Regions from separate parts of the Mus musculus genome. Here region 1 is linked to region 2. Evidence: chromatin loops called from intact Hi-C (ENCODE). Cell type or tissue: left cerebral cortex. All regions are shown on one strand. Each heading gives the region's core, and the rest is flanking DNA. Links, peaks and the distances in the headings are about the cores only. Region 1 holds the start of Gm32294 (a long non-coding RNA gene). Region 2 holds the start of Exoc6 (exocyst complex component 6).

Region 1 (9,061 bases), core at 277-8,276, 54 kb before region 2:
GAACACACACATACTACTATACATACAACCATACAACCATACAACCATTCAACCATACATACATACATACATACATACATACAGGCACACACCACGCATATTAAAAAAGTGGGGAAGAGTTAGTGGAATGTTCACCAGATCTTAAGACTAAACCCCAGTTCCTACATGGGATCTACAAGTCCTGTAAGCTCTGACTTCCCCTGACTTTCCAGCCTGGTGACATTCCCTCTGTCTCTTCATTCATTTGATTCCTCAAAGGCAGAGACTTTCCCCAGCACAGAGCCTGCCTGTCCCGCCATAGCTTGTCCCCTGGAGCTCTTTGCTTTGTTCTTACTTTGCCTAGATGATTCAGGCCTCAGCATTGCATCATAGCTTAGATCTCTGATGGCTCCCTCATCAAAAAAGGGACCACTCTGTCCTTGTCAGAGGCTGAATAGTGTTTGGGTTGTACATTTATTTGTCTCCCTACATATGCTGGAAAATTCTAAGTTGTGAACTTTTTTTTCCCACACGTTTACCATTATTTCCTGGCATATATTGGGAATTCAGAGAGGATTTGCTGTGTAGGGGCAAAGGTAGGTACTCAGTTGGCAAGCTGAATTTGATCCCCAGCACCCAAATAAAAGAGCCAGATGTAGTGGCCTGTTTTTAATATCAGCAATGGAGAGAGAAAGAGACAGGCAGATAGATCCCTGCTTGGGGCTCATTGGTCAATCCTAGACCTTGCTTCAAAAAACAAGGTAGATAACATCAAAAGGACACCTGAGGTTGACCTCTGGTGTTCACACTCATGCGGGGGCATGTATGTCTGTCTGTACACGCACATGCCCACGGACACGGATACACACATATGGATGTGGAAAAGTTACTAGTACTGAAATAAAATTTAATGAAAAAAGAAGTTACACTGGTTAGTGAAGGAATGAGTTGATGTGTCACCTGAAACGTCCCAGGACATTCTCCACTTAGTGGGTGTTTTGTTGTTCTGAGACACAGTCCTGCCCTCTGTCCCAGGCTGGCCTTGAATTCGATCCTCCTGCTTTCCCCCCTCCAGAGAACTAAGATTCTAGATGTTTACCACCACACATGGCTTTTACTGGTTGTTTATATATGACACAACCTACACAAATACTCGGTGAAATCGCCCCTTTGACCCCATTTCGGCAATGTGGAATCAGCTATCTGTCTCTAGGTAAGTTGGCATTAATTCCAACGGGTGTTTATTTAGACTGAATAGGCCTCTTTAGTGGCTCAATTAAGAACACCACCTTGCCAGTTCCTGCAGCCTCGGTCCCATCCGTCTGAATTCTTGCTACATCTCGGTGAAGTTTATGGGGCCAAGAAGTTACCTGAGACTCAGGGCTTTGATATCATTAGGAGAGAAATCTTGAGCAACTTTGCCTCAAGTTCAAATCAAGGCATACATGAAATCACCACAGGGTCACCTATCTGTAATCTGTTTTGTTGCTGGGACCACATGAAAAAAAAAAAAAGAAGTTATTTATTAAGGACAGAATGATGGTTCCTTTTGAATTCTGTAGCAATCATACCCTGCGCTTGCTCTTGCTCTCTCTCTCTCTCTCTCTCTCTCTCTCTCTCTCTCTCTCTCTCCCCTTCCAGTCCATGGAAAGTGTTATCTCAGGAGGCTTTGTGCAGGAAGTTGGGTTTATCACTTCCGCACAGTTGCAGTTTGTCTAGGACTTAACTACATGCTATCAGATTACATCAAAAACGTGGGCCTTTGTGTGCTTAACTCATCAAAGGCTTCGTGGACCCTCAGGACTTGCTATCACTTCGCTGCAAACGCAGCCATGTAGCAAAACAAAGCCTATCTAAACAGGACGTGCCCTTTCTGCCATGCAGTTGCTCTCCATGGGCTCTCTGCTTGCAGCAACGCTTGGGGGCTCAGGTGTCTGCCCTGTTTCACTTCTTGTTTTTATATTTATCTCCTTTTAGAATTGCTGTCATTTGCCTGATTGTGTTCAAGGAAGGAAAACCCAAAATACTACTTAGCAGGAGAGGAGGCGAGATCACGACCATCCACAGTGTCAGTTGGGCTGGCAAAGTCTTTACTTAATGTTAGGGCTCTTGGTTCTCACTTTAGAGAAGTGAATTAGTGAAAACCATCAAGAGTTGTGGAGCCTGTCACCCTGGTTTGAACTCTGGCTTCTCTACAGCTGTCACTGGCCCACTTCTCCGGGCTTTCATTTTTCCAACTGAGAAATGGAGGTAATTATAACACCCATCTCATAACCTATTTTGTTTGTTTGTTTGTTTGTTTGTTTGTTTGTTTATTTGTGTGGCTAGGGCCTTATTTAGCTGAGGCTGGCATGGAAAACAGTATGAAACTAAGGATGACTGAATTTTTGATCCCCTAACCTCTCCATACTAAGACTATTTATGTTGATTTTAGTTAAGAGAGAGTCTCACTGTGGTAGCTCAGAGGCTGGCTTAAAACCCGATATGTACGTTCAAGTGCAGACTAGCCTTGCACTCAGAATTTTCCTATCCCAAATTCCCAAGTGACAGAACAACAGTCATTCGACCCACACATCCAGCACCCTAGTCCCCTGACACAGAATAAATCACATCCATCCAAGAATGTGGGAGAAGTGCCTACAGAAAAGGCTCCCTCAGGAGGCCTATGGCATTCTAAAGACCAAGGATGCTGTGTCCCAGGCCCCACAGAATGGCAAGACTGTAAGACAGAGTTCTGGTCCCAGGCTGAATACTCTTCTATCTCTCAGGACTCGTTACTAATTTCTTCTTTTATTTTTGTTCTTTGAGACAGGTCTCACTTGGCAGCCAGCTGGTCAGGGACCAGCTGCTGATATAGAACTTGCAACAATCCTCCTGCCTCAGTCTCCTTGATGCTGGGATTAGAAGTGCGAGCCACTATGCTTAGGGTTATTTTCTTCCTTAGAAGTTCCCTCTTCCCTTGGTAGGATGGCTGCCAGATGCTGCCTCTATTGGCAGCCACAAGAAGCCAACGCAAGTGTGAAGTAATACTTCTGCCCCGGGGCTGGCTCCACCCTGTTGACCAAGATTTTTTTTTTTTTTTTTTTTTTTTTTTTTAGTTCTGCTCAGCCAACTCCGTTTTTTATGCTTTGCCTAAAAAGGAGTTCTCACCCAACACTGCTGCAGTGGGAAATGGCTGACTGCCCCAGCGCTACCGGGCGCAGAGCTCTTTCGGGGGATGGAAATGGCGGCGGCACAAGCTTTTCACTTCAAGATTTGAGGGTTCCGCCTGGCAGCGACTGTCTAGCATGAAGCTCCTTTCCCAAAAGCAGATGTCAGAGGAAGGACTCCATTCTGTACAAGATCCTCTCGCCGGGGTCATATGATAAGGCAGTCTTAACAGATATTTGCATGGAGGAAGTATGACAATTTTCATAGGCCTTTGGCCGGAAAGAAATTGTAGTTACACCTAAAAACCTGTATGCTTTAGGAAGGTAATTTTTATCTTTTTCGACATCTGAACCCTATCTAAAATAGGATATTAAAACAAGCCTCATGCTTTGTTTGTTGCTTCCTCTTCTTCTTTCAGTTGTTTTGATAGGTGTATGTTCGTTTCTTGGAGTCACGGTCTTAGGATACAGCCCGGGCTGGCTTAGAACTCACTATGTTGCCCAAGCTGGCCCTCAACCCTTGACAGTTTTCCTCCCTCCGTCTCCTGAGTAATCAGATTACAAGTGTAAGCCAAGGCACCTGCCTTTTATTTTGTTTTTGTGAGTGTACAGGCATATCTGTATACACATGTCCAAATGCATGCGGGCATATATGTATGTGTCTGTGTGCACATGTGCACGTGTGCATATGCATGCATGCACATGTGGAGGCCAGCACTGAACTGAAGTTTACCTTTTTGCCTTATTTATTTATTAAACAGGATCTTTACTTTCTTTATTAGAAAAAAAAAAAAAAAGCTTACCTTTTTGCCTTTGGACTAGAGAGATGACTCAGCGGTTAAGAACATTGACTGCTCTTCTGGAGGCCCTGAGTTCAAATCCTAGCAAACACATGGTGGCTCATAACCATTCATAATGAGATCTGATGCCCTCTTCTGGTGTGTCTGTAGACAGCGGCAGTGTACTTACATATAATAAATAAATAAATAAATAAATCATTGGGCTGGAGTGAGCAGGGCCAGAGTGAGAAAGGGGAAAAAAAAAAAAAAAAAAGATTGCCTTTAGTTTCAGCACTTGGGAGGCAGATGCAACCAGATCTCTGAGTTCAAGGCCAGCCTGGTCTACAAAGCTAGTTCCAGGACAGCCAGGGCTACACAGAGAATCCCTGTCTCGGAAAAAAAAAAAAGGAAAAAAAAAAGAAAAAAATTTTTTACTTGTATGGTTATTTTTTCTGCCCATATATGCGTATGTATGTATGTATGTATGTATGTATGTATGTATGTACATCATGTGTGTAGTACCCTGAGAGGCCTGAAGAGGGCGCTGGATCCCCTGGAACTGGAATTAAGAGATGATCCTGAGCCACACCGCAGATGCTTGGGATGAACTCTCGTCCTCATTCCACCAGCAAAGATTTTACGCAATGAGACATTGCTGGAGATGTCCCCAGCCCAGGGTCCTACCGCACTGCTTCGTTACACTGTGGCTACTCACTGGTGGTTTACATTTTCATGGCTTTCTCGCAGGATGTGGGGATAGCTTCTCTGTTGGGAGGACCACTTCAGAGCCATCAATCACCTCTGATGAGAGCAGGCTGGTTCTGGGTGCCAGAGCCCTTCCACTTGGTTTTGCACCTCTGCCTGGCTCCTTGGAGTGAGCTCTTTGGCCGTTTTATTTTTTTATTTTTATCTTTTGCCCATGGATGCCAATTCTCAGCTTCTCCACAGTGGCTACAGGGTGGATCTCATCCCACTCTCAGACACCACAGAGCATATGTTCCCAGTGTCCGTGCAGAATTGAGTGTTCCCTTTTCGGGAAGAAGAATTGGGACGTTTGCCTGGAGCCCTCGTATAGGAGTTTTAAACACTGACTGCAGAGATCAGCATTTCCCGTAGACGTAGACCGATACTAAAAATCTTCTTTTCTAATTACAAAAGTAATAAATGTGTTTTATTAACATGGATGCCTACCTAAGCACAGAAATGTAGAGATTTTAAATTTTGTTGCAGGAGTGGCACAGTGATAGAGCTTTGTCAGCATGTACAAGACTTTGGGTTTGGTTCTCAGCACAAAAAAAGGAAGGAAGGAGGGAGGGAGAAAGAAAGGATAAAATTCAAGACTTTCATAGTGACATCAAATGGTAGTTATTACATACTGTTCCAATGTACATCAAAACATCTCACTGTTTTTTTAAAAAAGCCAAAATGAAGCCAGGTCGTTGTTGCTCTCACCTTTAATGCCTTTAATACTCAGGAGGCAGAGGCAGGGGGATCTCTGAGAGTTGGAGGCCAGCTTGGTCTACAGAACAGATAGTTCCAGGACAGCCAGGGCTACACGAAAAACCCTGTCTTGAAAAACAAAACAGATAAACAAGTGAAACAAAAGGCTAAGACAACTGGTTCGCATACTCTTCTGAATCCTACATGTTTTCCTTAGTGGTTGTGATGGCTTGTATATTCTTGGGCCAGGGAGTGGCACCATTTGGAGGTGTGACCTTGTTGGAATAGGTGTGTCACTGTGGGTGTGGGCTTAAGATCCTCACCCTAGTTGCCTGGAAGTCAGTTTTCCACTAGCAGCCTTTGGATGAAGACATAGAACTCTCAACTCCTCCTGCACCATGCCTGCTGGATGCTGCCATGTTCCTACATTGAGGATAATGGATTAAACCTCTGAGCCAGTAAGCCAGCCTCAATTAAATGTTTTTTTTTTTTAATAAGACTTGCCATGGTCATGGTGTCTGTTCACAGCAGTAAAACCCTAACTAAGACAGTGGTGTATTTAGGATAGATAAGACGTCAATACAGACGTATTTATCCTGCTGTTTTGTGTTGCTCCTCCAGCTTATAGAAATTCCAAGGTATAATGCCCTATAAATTATTTACTTAGTTTGCTGCATTAGACCTTAGACTATTTCAGTTTTGGGGTTTTTTGGGTGGTGGTGGTGGTGGTGGTTGTTTTTGGCTTAACAAACAGCACAGTATTGAGTATTCCTGTGTAAACATAATTTTGCTCATGTGTTAGAATGTCTGTGAAGTTGCTACTGTTGTCCCAGGACGGCCAGGGCAACATACACAGAGAAACCCTGTCTTGAAAACAACAATAACAACAAAAAAACAAACAAAACCAAAACAGAGTATGTACATTTTAAATTTTAATAAGCATTGCTAAACTGGGTGCCCGTGTACCCTTTTGCAATCCACCCAAAAGCACAACAGGTCTTGCTTCCCCAAACGCCTATCACCATTGGAGTGATCCAATTTTATGGAGTTTAGTTTCATTTGTGTTTCTTTTGCTGTTAGTAAAGTTGAGTGTCTTTAGAAATCGTTTGAGGGCCAAGGAGGTAGCTCGGGGGTGGGGGTGGGGTTCGGGTGTGTGTGTGTGTAAAAATGCTTGCGGACTAAGTCTGAGGACCTGAGTTCAATTCCTAGACCACAGGTAACAAGCCGGATTGATTGAGTGGTTCACATCTGTAATCTTAGCATTCCTACTACAGTGAGATCAGAGGTGGAGACAGGAGAATCCTTAGACGCTCATGTATACAGTGCAGCAGCAGAAACGAGAGACTTTGCTCAAAAACAAGGTGGGAGTCTCTTGGGAACAGTTGTTCTTTGAGCTCCACACTTGCATCATGACATGCAAATGCTTGCTCCGCTAAACCTCCCGACACCAAACAAATAAATTGTAGGAAAATATTTTTTCTTTCTCTCATATAGGTGTTAGCTGTCACCTCTCATCAAAGAAACTCCTCTTTGCAGGGCACAGATCTCTCCAGAAAGCCACAGCTGGTGTAGAACAGAGAAAACAAACAAACAAACAAACAAACTGGTCATGGGGTGGCCAGCCCTGGAGGACAAACCTATGACATAATTCCTAAACCTAGAGATTAGGGAACATTACAGGAGCGTTAACAAAAAATGGTCTAAGTGCCAGAAGACGAGGAAGTCTGCTACGAGATCTCAGTCTCAGAAACGAAAGGGATACTTTAGCCGTGAGAACATGACAATATGGTTGTTTAAACTAGACCTGAACAAGGACAGCACCAATAGATGAGTTAACGAGGAAGGGGGAAATCTCACTGTGTCCCACCCTTAGACAAAGAACTACAGGCAACTAATGACTTTTGGGAATGGGAGACCTAATCTTTGCCAGGGATGAGTTCCTGATTGTCCAATACCAAGTGGTCAGTCCTGAAGTCAGGCCTTGTCTACTCTCTTTTTGAACACAGATAGCTTATTATTATTCTTTCCCTCAATGCAATGGCAATGTCCCAAGAAGACACAGCTGTGCAAGTATCCAGCTTGATCAGGTTTAGCTTTTAGAATCTGCTCCCCTCTGGGCTGGTCTCCTCAGATGGTGAAAAGCCTGGGAACCATACCTAGGGCATTGCCTTGTCCTTTATGTGCTGGACTCTGGGTCTTATCCTAGTTGAGAGCTGAGCCTAGGGGCAAAGGCCTGTGAGCCCAGCTACTTGGGATTCTGAGGCAGAAGGACACACAAGCTCAAAGTCAGCCTGGGAAATTTCCTGAGACTCTGCCTCAAAATAAAAGGTAGAATGTGGGGTGGGTGGGATGTAGCTCAGTGATGGAGCACTTGTTTGGGATGTGTGTTGTCCTGTGTTAAAGACAGGAAGGAAGGGAGGAAGGAAGGAAGGAAGGAAGGAAGGAAGGAAGGAAGGAAGGAAGGAAGGAAGGAAGGAAGAGATGGAGGGAGAGAGGGAGGGAGGGAAGGAGGAAAAAGGAAGGAAGGGAGGTCCAGAGGGAGGGGGGAAGGAGAGAGGGAGGGAGGGATGGTGGTGGGGGAGGAAGGAAGGAAGGAAGGAAGGAAGGAAGGAAGGAAGGAAGGAAGGAAGGAAGGAAGCAATCAGGTCAACCCAAAGAAACCCATAATGTTTTCAGTGATCTAGAGGTAGACTAGCTGTTCTTGCTTATTGGTTAGAGAAGTCTTTTTTCCCCTGACAGCTAGAGATGTAGCTCAGTAATAGAGTGTTTGTCTGACATGTACAAAACCCTGGGTTAAAATCCAGCACTGAGAGAGAGAGAGAGAGAGAGAGAGAGAGAGAGAGAGAGAGAGAGAGAGAGAGAGAGCGCAAGAGAGCAATAATTGAAGTCCAAGCTTTCTTTCTTAACTCTTACTTTAAATGAAAACTGGTTCTTTTAAGGAGTTTTCAGTGTCTCCCTTAATTTCCAAAGTATTTTTCTTCTGGGTTGGGGATAAACCCAACCTTCTCGAATCTCTGACCTCCATAACTTCTCCGTTTTAGACTCATCCTCTTGACCCTTAGATTCAACGGCATTATATCTGTGAGCTGGTCCCTGGTCACCAGCTATAGTGATCTGGTGTCCTTTCTCATCACCCCCCCCCCCACGTGCCTTGATTCTTTTTTCTCAGTCTCTTGGACACTTGCTTTGCCTAAATACTCTATTATACCTCCCTTATTCTTTATAATTAATCTTTATTTCTCATTTATCCAGTATTATGGTTATTTCTTCTTTGTCTATCTCCTTTGCTATAGCAGAAAGAACTAGTAAGTACCAACTCTACATTAACCTTTAGAACTCTTTTATGGGAATGGGGGTCTGAGGTCCTTTAAATGCACTGGGACTTTGTTTATCACATATTATGTTAAAAAACAAAAAGATAGTTGGGCTGGAGAGATGGCTCAGTGGTTAAGAGCACTGACTGCTCTCCCAGAGGTCCTGAGTTCAATTCCCAGCAACCACATGGTGGCTTACAACCATCTGTAATGGGATCTTCTGTAATGCCCTCTTCTGGTGTGTCTGAAGATAGCTACAGTGTACTCATATAAATAAAATAAAAATTACTTAAAAAAAGATTTATTAAAAAAAAAAGATAGCTTTCATAGCTATTAAGTCGGAGACCAGAGGACTGGGCTGGGAACCAGCGGGGAGAACCACTCTTAAGAGCTGGGGTTA
Region 2 (9,061 bases), core at 509-8,508:
CTCAGGTTCATTACTCACAGGAAAAAAGATAGTTGTATGACGTCCTAGGTTTGCGCTCCAATGTTGGTGAAAAAATGTTGAAGAGACTGGAGCTGGTCTAGGAAGATGGCTAGGGGGTAAAGTGTTTACTGTGCAAGCGTAAGGTCTAAGTCCAACCCTCACCTCCAACAGACAAAAAGCTGGGCCCAGCAGTGCGGCTCTGGAATCTCCGTGGTCCTATTGTGAGATGGGAGGTAGGGATAGGAGAAGCCATGGAAGCTCACAAGTCAGCACAAAGAGCTGTCTCAAAGCAAGGCGGAAGGTGAGGGCCAGCATCCCAGGTTCTTCTATAATTCCCATGTGTATGCAGCTGCAGCCATATGATCTCTCTCTCTCCCTCTTTCTCTCCCCCCTCTGTCTGTTCCTCTGTTCCTCTGTCTCTGTCTCTGTCTCTGTCTCTGTCTCTCTCTCTCTCTCTCTCTCTCTCTCTCACACACACACACACACACACACACACACACACACACACACACACAAGACACAAGAAGGAACCAGGGGAGACCACAAATCAGTAAAAAGTAAAAAGAAACTGGGTTTATTATAGTTTGGCCAGCCCAGGGAGAAAAACAAAGCCAAAACTTCCTAATTCTCTCTAGCTTTCCCATGGCACTCTTACAACTCACAGAAGAAGGGAAGCAAAGGTTTGGAAATATATACACTTTTAGCTTTAAGATATGCTTACTGGTCCTCTCTGGGGGGTTGAAGGGAGGGAGGGAGGTGCTGGGCTTTTCCATGGCCGCCATTTTCATCTTGGAGAGTCTGTTAGACTGTTAACACTTGCCTAGCATGCTCAAGGCCGTTAATTCAATAAGGACCAACGAACCAACCACCAACTGAGCAAGCAACCAAAACAAAGTCAAAGACAGAAAAGTGTAGTTACAAACACATTTAGATTTAAATTCTTAGCAAAAACCAAACCAAACAAAAAACCTCCCAAAACAAAAATCAAAAAACCCTTTAGGTACTAACAGAACTATCAGAAAGCCACAGAGAGGAAATAGCAAAAACTGCTTTCGATGGAGAAGTGGTAACTGGACCAACTTCCCTTTGAATCGAGCAGAAGAATGACCAGTCCTGACAGCCGGGCAGTTTCTCTGGGCGGGGGACTGAAGGGGCCCAGTAAGAGGCATCTTCTAGCATCCCTGGCTTCCCAAGGGAAGCACTGTGAACTGGCTTTGGGCAGATGCTATGAAGATTGTGAAGAGGAGGGAAAAGGTCTGTGAGGCCAATGCTTAGGAGAAGAGCACCTCTGCAGGAGACGGCTGCTAGCTGTAAGCTGGCCAGTCCGACAAGCCGCTCTTACATGCATAACCCACTTTACTCTCCAGAACCATGCATTCTAGCCTTGCTTACTTCCTGAGCTCCGGACTTTGCTGTAGAAGGAACTAGATTTTTACTTCTTTGTAGGAGAGAGAAAAATCTGTCCTCATTGTTTTGCAAGGCTTTCAGTTTTCAGCCTTCTTTCCCATTCTCGAGAGCTGAACCTGCAAGTAGGGAGCACGCACACCAGCTAGGGCTGCCTGGGGAGCTGGAGAAGCAGTCAGCAGAGGCGAGTCGAATTTATTTTTAATAAAGACCCATTTGCACGAATAGCGGTGAGATTTATATCCTTTGACAGAAGCCCATAAATACTGTTTCTCACACTGAACTCTAGATGGATATGGGCGGAGGGGACTTGCAGTTGATCTACACTGAGCCGCAGGTTTCTATTAAGGTAACTTTAAGGTCAATGCACACACACAAAAAAGCAATTTTGAAGAAACTACTAATAATTTCATAGTTTAAGCCAGTTGTGGTGGCACATGCTTTTAATCCCAGTTCTTGGGACGCAGAGGCAGATAGATCTCTCCATTTGAGGTCAGCCTGATCTACCGAGTGAGTTCCAGGACAGCCAGAGCAACACAGAGTCTCATAAAACAAACAAACAATAAAATCATTACAATAATACTTTCATAGTTTAAAGTTCTAATTGGTACCGATCACGGGGTACTTATGTTCTACCCTTCGCTTTGACCTGTTTGGACTAATGCATCCTAAATTCTTCAGTTACTTCGGAATAACTTCAGTGTTCTTTGGTTAAAAAACAAACAAACAGACCTCCATTTTCTCTGCTATGTTAAGAATTCTATGAGGAACTATTATAGTTGCAAATTAAAAAAAAAGTTATATGAACTCAAGGACCTTAACACATGGGACAATACTGTCAGTCAGAGGAGAGACACATTTTGTTGTTGCTGCTGTTGTTATTCATATTCTGAAAGCACAAGGAAGTGGGATTTCCCAGAGAAGGCTGGATTCCCTTGTACCAAAGAGACAGTGGAAGAGGGAGGAGGCTTCCGTGGCTTTACTCTGACTTGTAGTGGCACTGATCCCTGGTGGGACGCGCAGTCCGGTGTAGTGGATTCTCTGGCTCTCCAAGCCAGCAGGCACTGAAGTTTCTGGGACTCAGGTGTGCGAAGTAAATAAAACTTGGCTGGGGAGAGATGGCTTAGCTGTTAGGAGCATCTGCTGCTTTAGCAGAAGACCTGGCTTTGATTCCTAGCACTTACATGATGGGTAAAAACTGTCTGTAATTCCAGTTGCGGACACCCTCTTCTAGCCTTACTGAACTCTGTTTGTTGTGTGTGTGTGTGTGTGTGTGTGTGTGTGTATACACACACACATATATAGGCAAAACACTAGTACACATAAAGTAAATTTATTTTATGTATATGTGTACACAGTAGCTGTGCAGATGGCTGTGAGCCATCATGTGGTTGCTGGGAATTGAACTCAGGACCTCTACTCGCTCCAGCCCCGACAATGTAGCTGTCTTCAGACATACCAGAAGAGGGCATCAGATCTCATTACAGGTGGTTGTGAGCCACCATATGTTGCTGGGATTTGAACTCAAGACCTTCCGCAGAGCAGTCAGTGCTCTTAACCACTGAGCCATCTTTCCAGCCCCAAAAACTTTTATTAAAAGGGGGCCGGATATGATGGTTCATACCTTTAATCCCAGCACTTGGGAGGCAGAGGCAGTCAGACATCTGTGAGTTCAAGGCCAGCCTGGTCTATGTAGTGAGTTCAAGGCTACCAGAGCCACACAGTGAGAAAGTCATAGGCAAAGACTATGATAGCATTTGGAATCTGGCAAAGAAAAGGAACAAATTCTTTCCTAGAGTCTGGAAAAAAATGCAGTTGTGTCGCCATGTTGACTATAGCCCAGTGAGCATTCTAACAGATTACACTTGAGTCATTTTATGCTCTGGCATTTGTTACAGAAATAATGGAAGTTAATATAATATAGGATGTAGTACAAGGTAGATACCACAGTTATTAGCAGCTGCGGCTGGGGACACTGAGATAGAAAAGTATTAAGTTTTGCCTAGTGTCACATGACTGAGTGGGGTTTGGGACAGTTGTCTTCAGAGGACATGTTCTTAATTGTTTCTCAATATCATCTCCCAGGATTTCTTATGGGGAGGAAGAGGAGGAGGAAGAGGGAGAAAAGGAGAAGGAGGAAAAGGAGGAAGAAGAGGGAAAAAGCTGGTAGTAGAGGCCCAGGGAAGAGAGTGAGTCTGACAGCTGGCTCGTGCAAAGCCTGCCTGACTCACAGGGAAGCTCAGAGCTCCTGAACTTAGGGAGAGCAGAAAATTAGTTGTCCCTCTGGCTAGGTTTGAACTCTTTTCTGACTAATCTTCCATCAGTGCTTTGATCATGACAAGCTGGTTTACACGGTGTCCTAGATACAGGTTGTTAAGCAAGCCTCTTTTTCTACATGTGTCCCTTTGCTCAAGCCACCTGCCATTTCCTTCTACCACTTTATTGCTCATTCTTTCCCCCTAGAAGTCTATTCCCACCCCAGCCCAGCTACCACTCCCTGGGAGCGCTTGGATTCAAGAGCTTCAGCATGAAATCCAACATTGCCCTGGGCCTCTTTTCTACGTTGCCAGCAAGCGCCTTAGTCTTGTTCTCATTTTCCCTCATTTTGATAGTTTATGTCCAATATGACTAACCTCGGTGAACTTGCATCCGGCAGGGGACACGATTTTTTCAGAGCAGTCGAGGTATAGAATTTTTGTTTGTTCTTAAAATAAATCTCAACGACACACTCAGTTTTGATTTTCGGGAAAGCATTTGCTTTTCTCTGACTCCCCACTATTTAAAGCCCATCAGGTGCTCAGTAGCTTCTATCACTATTACTGAGGGCGTGTGACCGAGGGTCACCTCCGTTATTGCTAGGGTACCTGCAGTGCACAACAGCACACACTGCACTAAAACATCTCTAGATAACTAAGGGCAGGTCGCGAGGAAAGATGGAGGTGGTGGTTCCCCTCCCCTCCCGGCCACCCCCCCCCCCCGCCCCGATCCCCACCCTCTCCAGGTCATCCTTACCTCCCCAGGGGCGGGCTCCACCCGGGCGGGCCCCACCCACTGCGCCCCACCCCTCCAGGCCCCGCCCCTCCCCGCCCCGCAGCGCCGCGCCGCGCTTGCGCCACCTGCCGCTCGCTCCTGTGGTCCGCGCGCCGCCGCGCCCGGCCGGCGCCTCCGCTTCCAGCCAAGATGGCGGAGAGCTGCGAGGCTCTGGGCACGGTCCCGGAGCACGAGCGGATCTTGCAGGAGATCGAAAGCACCGACACCGCCTGCGTAGGGCCCACCCTCCGGTAAAGTTCTCACATGCCCCGGCTTTCGGGCTGCCCTGACCAGGGACTCCTTAGGAGCCGGGCGGGGCGTCCGCTGCCGGGTGCGCGCGCGTCGGCCCGACAGGTGGTGCGCGCGGGGGCGGGCGCTCGTGGGCTGCGGGACCCGGAGGGCCCGGGCACCTGTCACCGCGCCGCCTGTGGGTGTGGCTGCCAGGGTGTCTCTGACCCGGAGAGCCGCCCCAGCCTAGGGCCTTGATGCCCCAAGGCCCTGACCCCTAGGCGGAGGCTGTCTGCTCTGTGCTGGGGACGAAGGTCACCTGCAGGTGGCCGGCGTGACTGATCCCGGTGCCAAGTTGCGCGCTGATGGAAACCCCAGCGCACTGACTGCTCTGGGCGTGGGAGAATTGAAATTGAGCGGGAGACGCCAGCACCTTTCTCCCACGCTGCAGCACCCTTCTCCCCGGGCGAGACGCGAGCGTGGGCTGACAGCTCGAGTTCACGCAGGGGTGACGATGCTCTTGGGACAGGAAGCTTTTACTTATTGACAAACGTTATGTTGATTTTGTATTAAAATTTCAGCGTATTTTAAATGGATCCAAACCCACTCTCTTTAGGAATAGTACCAGTTAATGAATAGTCCATACCGGACGGAATACTTTCTGCCCCCATAGACTGGTACTGGTACAGAGCTATTAGCCATTAACACTAGGTTAGACACTTCAAGGATTACAATTTCATCTTTTGCAATTAGGATGAATGAACTTGTGGTTCATTAAGGGAATTTGAGACGGATTGTGCTTTGTCAGTAGTCTTTCTTCAGGACACACTTCCTGGAAATGGAATTCTGTTTTCTCACTGTAAATGTAGATAAAATGAAGTCAGTTCAACTTGTAAATTCACTTTGCCCCAGGGAGCCAGATCATGTGGTGTGTTTCTTGTTTCTTTCTCATAAACCTGTCACTGATGACTGAAAAAATCATTTAACCCCCTTGGCCTTGTTTTTGTATTTGTAGAACGGGGTGGGGTTGGGGTGGGGGTGGGGGTGGGAAGTTGTTTAGAACATGAGAGATCTTGCCCATTTATTCTCTACCTCCAAGCACTTAATAGGCAGGTTATGTTTTTTTATTACAGAAAGTTCCTGCTATGATATGCAAAGGCCTCATTAGTATCTTTTAATTTTCTTTTTCTTTCCTTTGTTTTTGTTTGCTAGACAGGGTTTCTCTGTGTAGCCCTGGCTATTCTGGAACTCACTTTGTAGACCAGGCTGTCCTCAAATTCAGAGGTTTACCTGCCTCTGCCTCCCATGTGCTGGGATTAAAGGTGTGCATCACCAATGCCCAGCTCCTTATTGTTAATTTTCTTACATGAATTTTACATATACAGTAGTTTAAAATAGGAGTCAGACTCAAAGAAAACTTTGTGACATCTAGATTCCACTGAAGGACCTCTCCAGTCTCATAGGACAGCCATTCCTTAATGTGTTCATGAAGCAGTTCATTTGCCAGGGGTCAGGAAATGCACTTTTGTCTTTGGTAGCTACCCAGCCAGTGTGGACTAGAAAATGAATCCTCATTGGTATGTTACCCCTGGTTTTCAGGAGGCTGGAAATCAAGTCCCTTTGTTGGACCCTAGGAATGATACACATCAGGACTGGCCATCACCCAGTAGGAGTGGCTTATAATAGAGGTCAGCAGTTTAACGTATTTTGAGACTATTTCACTATATTGCCTTGGCTGTCCTGGAACACACCATGTAGATGAGGCTGGCTTTGAACTCACCAAGATCTACCTGCCTCTGCCACAGCTTGTTGAGATTGCTACCATTCTGGTCAAGTTTTAAATTATATATTGTCTGGGTGAGGTATCCAAACATCCTGACGCCCACTAGAGAATAATCTAGTAGCTGTGCAGGTGCATAGCACATAGGGTATTGGATATCAACCTTACTTTAGATTCTTGGGCTTGTGTAAGATCTAGATTATAGGCAGAGTTGCGATTCTTGCTGTGAATCCTGCCTTACCTCAGCAATGTGGGCGCACCTCACCTAGCGAACTGAGCAGGGTCTAACAATGAAAGAACAGAGAAAAGGGGCCTGTGTGTGTGTGTCTGTGTGTGTGTGTGTGTGTACACGCACTCTCTCTCAAAATTGTTTTTATTTTATTTTATCTTATGTGTATGAGTATTTTTTTCCTGCATGTGTGTCTGCACTGTTCGTGAACCTGGTGCTGAGGATGTCAGATCTCCAGGAGCGGGTGTTACGGACTGGACTCCATGTTGCAAGGCACCACGTGGGTACTGGGAACTGAACCTGGGTCTTCTAGAAGAGCAGCCAGTGCTCTTCACCGCTGAGCTCCCTCTCCAGCCCCTGAGTTCTCTCTTCGTGTGCTGGAACATGGATCTCCTCCTGCCTTTGGAGACTGGGACTTCTGGAACCCTTCTGTGGGACGCTGAGACTTCTGTGGGAGTCCCTGTGGGTCCCTGGATTTCTGATTTCCACAGACTTGTGTTCCTGGTTCTGATTCTCTAGCTTGCACAGAGTCTGTCATGGCAGCTCTTCCCTTCCAGAACAAACAACTTAATTCTACACATTCTTTTAATTTCATTCCGTCTTCTCTCCCTCCTTCCTTCCCCCTCCCTCCCTTCTTCTCCCCTTCCTTTTCTCTCTTCTTTCTTTTTCTTTGAAGATGGGGGTCTCTCTGCATTACCAAGAATGATCTCCAACATCTTGGACTCAAGTAATTTTTCTGTCTCAGCCTTCTGAATGCTGGGATTACAACGTGTGTTGCCATGTCCTGTCACGGCTTTAATTTTTTTTTAAAAAATTTAAATGTAACTTATTATGTTTGTATGTGTGTATGGTATGCCCCCTCACTGTGTATGTGTGTGAGGTGTGTGTGTGTGTGTGTGTGTGTGTGTGTGTGTATGCATATGCACGGGCACATGCCATGATGTGCGTGTGGAAGTCACAGAATGTACTACATTCCACTTTTATTTGGATTCCAGAGATTGTCCTCAGGCTGCCAGGCTTGTGCAGCGAGTACTTTGACCTACTGAGCCATCTTGCTGCTCCTCACTTTAATTTTTAATGCAGTGATATCGATAGCCGTAATCCACGTAAGCAAAAGCTTTTTGGACTTTTTGATAAGTTTTTAAAGTGTGAAAGAGAACAAAAAAAAAAATTGATAGTTACTGTTTAACTTCCTTTTTCTTTCTCACTGCCCCCCACCCCCCACTTCAAACTTCCTAAGTAGCCCAGGCTATCCTGGAATTCACTAGAGTTCTCTTCCATCAGCTTTCTGAGTGCCGAGATTACAAAGATTGGCCACCAACTCTGGAAAAAAACACTTTCAAAACACACCTGTGTTCTCTGTCACTGGTTTTCCTAGTATGGTTTTAACTACTGGTTACAGTTTCAACTTTTAGCCAGTGAATATGTTTCACTTCGAAACTACTGGGGCAGTATTGCCATCAGACTAATGAAGCTCACAACACACAGCCTTCTGTAGTTACAAGCATCTTTTGCACACGTTCATAAAGTGGAGCAAACTGAAAGTGAAGTCACTTTCAGTAACCGTCGTAGATATAAATAAAGCCTCTGCAGGACATAGAGAAAGGGGAAACAAAAGCATTCAATTCAGTTGTGTTTGATAGTCAGTCTCCTAGTATTCCATTGTACTTAGCAATCAGATGATTAAATGATTATTCATTAAATATCTAGGTTTTAAAGTTAACCGAAGTCTGGTAATTATTTTTAGACATGTTAAAAAGTGTCAAAATAATGATTCAGTTTATTTGAGTACAGACTTGCTGTCTTAGTAAGGGTTTTACTGCTGTGAACCAAGGCAGGTCTTATAAGGACAACGTTTAATTGGGGCAGTGTTGGAGTAGTGTTGCTGGGCAGAGTTGTGTTTTCGTTGCCCTGGTTTATTTGGGTTGGAGATTTACCGCAACAGGGCTGGCTTATAGGTTTAGAGGTTCAGTCCATTATCATCAAGGCGAGAACATGGCAGCATCTAGGCAGGCATGGTGCAGGGGGAGCTGAGAGTTCTACATCTTCATCTGAAGGCTGCTAGGAGAAGACTGGCTTCTAGGCAGCTAGGATGAGGTTCTTAAAGCCCACACCCATAGTGACACACTTCTTCCACACCTCCAAACTGTGCCACTCCCTGGGCCAAGCATACTTAAACCACCCTCCTTACCTTTTTATAATCTTAAATATTATTAGAGTAATGCTAACATAGGGGTCAGCAAGTACATACTTAGGAAAAGTCTTAGTTGAATAAAATGATCAAAACCAAGAAGTAGGCAACTTTATAAATTAATTATCAAACGAGGGTTGTTTGCCAAATTACTCTCATGTAATATTGACCATTTAAACATTTCAGAGTTAATTTCTGT

The links. Peaks named below come from ENCODE experiments on the same cell type or tissue, not always from the same donor. Only the 100,000 strongest peaks of a DNase experiment are listed, where the experiment ranks them.
Region 1: it touches region 2 in a loop (2.3-fold over the local background); 2 of 42 quality-filtered maps call a loop at or near these places.

Annotation. Positions count from the first base shown.
Region 1 is chr19:37,492,442-37,501,502 of GRCm38, forward strand. Gm32294 (a long non-coding RNA gene) reads left to right here and starts at 1,158. Exons shown (of 3, transcript XR_386679.2): 1 at 1,158-1,192; 2 at 1,957-2,229; 3 at 3,078-3,523. In left cerebral cortex, for the core only: a CTCF peak has its summit at 4,446 (motif pointing right); DNase peaks (open chromatin) are centred at 1,965, 2,624, 3,010, 3,166 and 2 more places; H3K27ac peaks cover 229 bases.
Region 2 is chr19:37,545,881-37,554,941 of GRCm38, forward strand. It overlaps Exoc6 (exocyst complex component 6), which reads left to right and starts at 4,538. Exons shown (of 22, transcript NM_175353.2): 1 at 4,538-4,685. The coding sequence starts at 4,585. It overlaps Gm41842 (a long non-coding RNA gene), which reads right to left and starts at 434. Exons shown (of 2, transcript XR_877841.1): 1 at 1-434. In left cerebral cortex, for the core only: a CTCF peak has its summit at 5,007; DNase peaks (open chromatin) are centred at 4,266, 4,679 and 5,074; H3K4me3 peaks cover 1,623 bases; H3K27ac peaks cover 779 bases.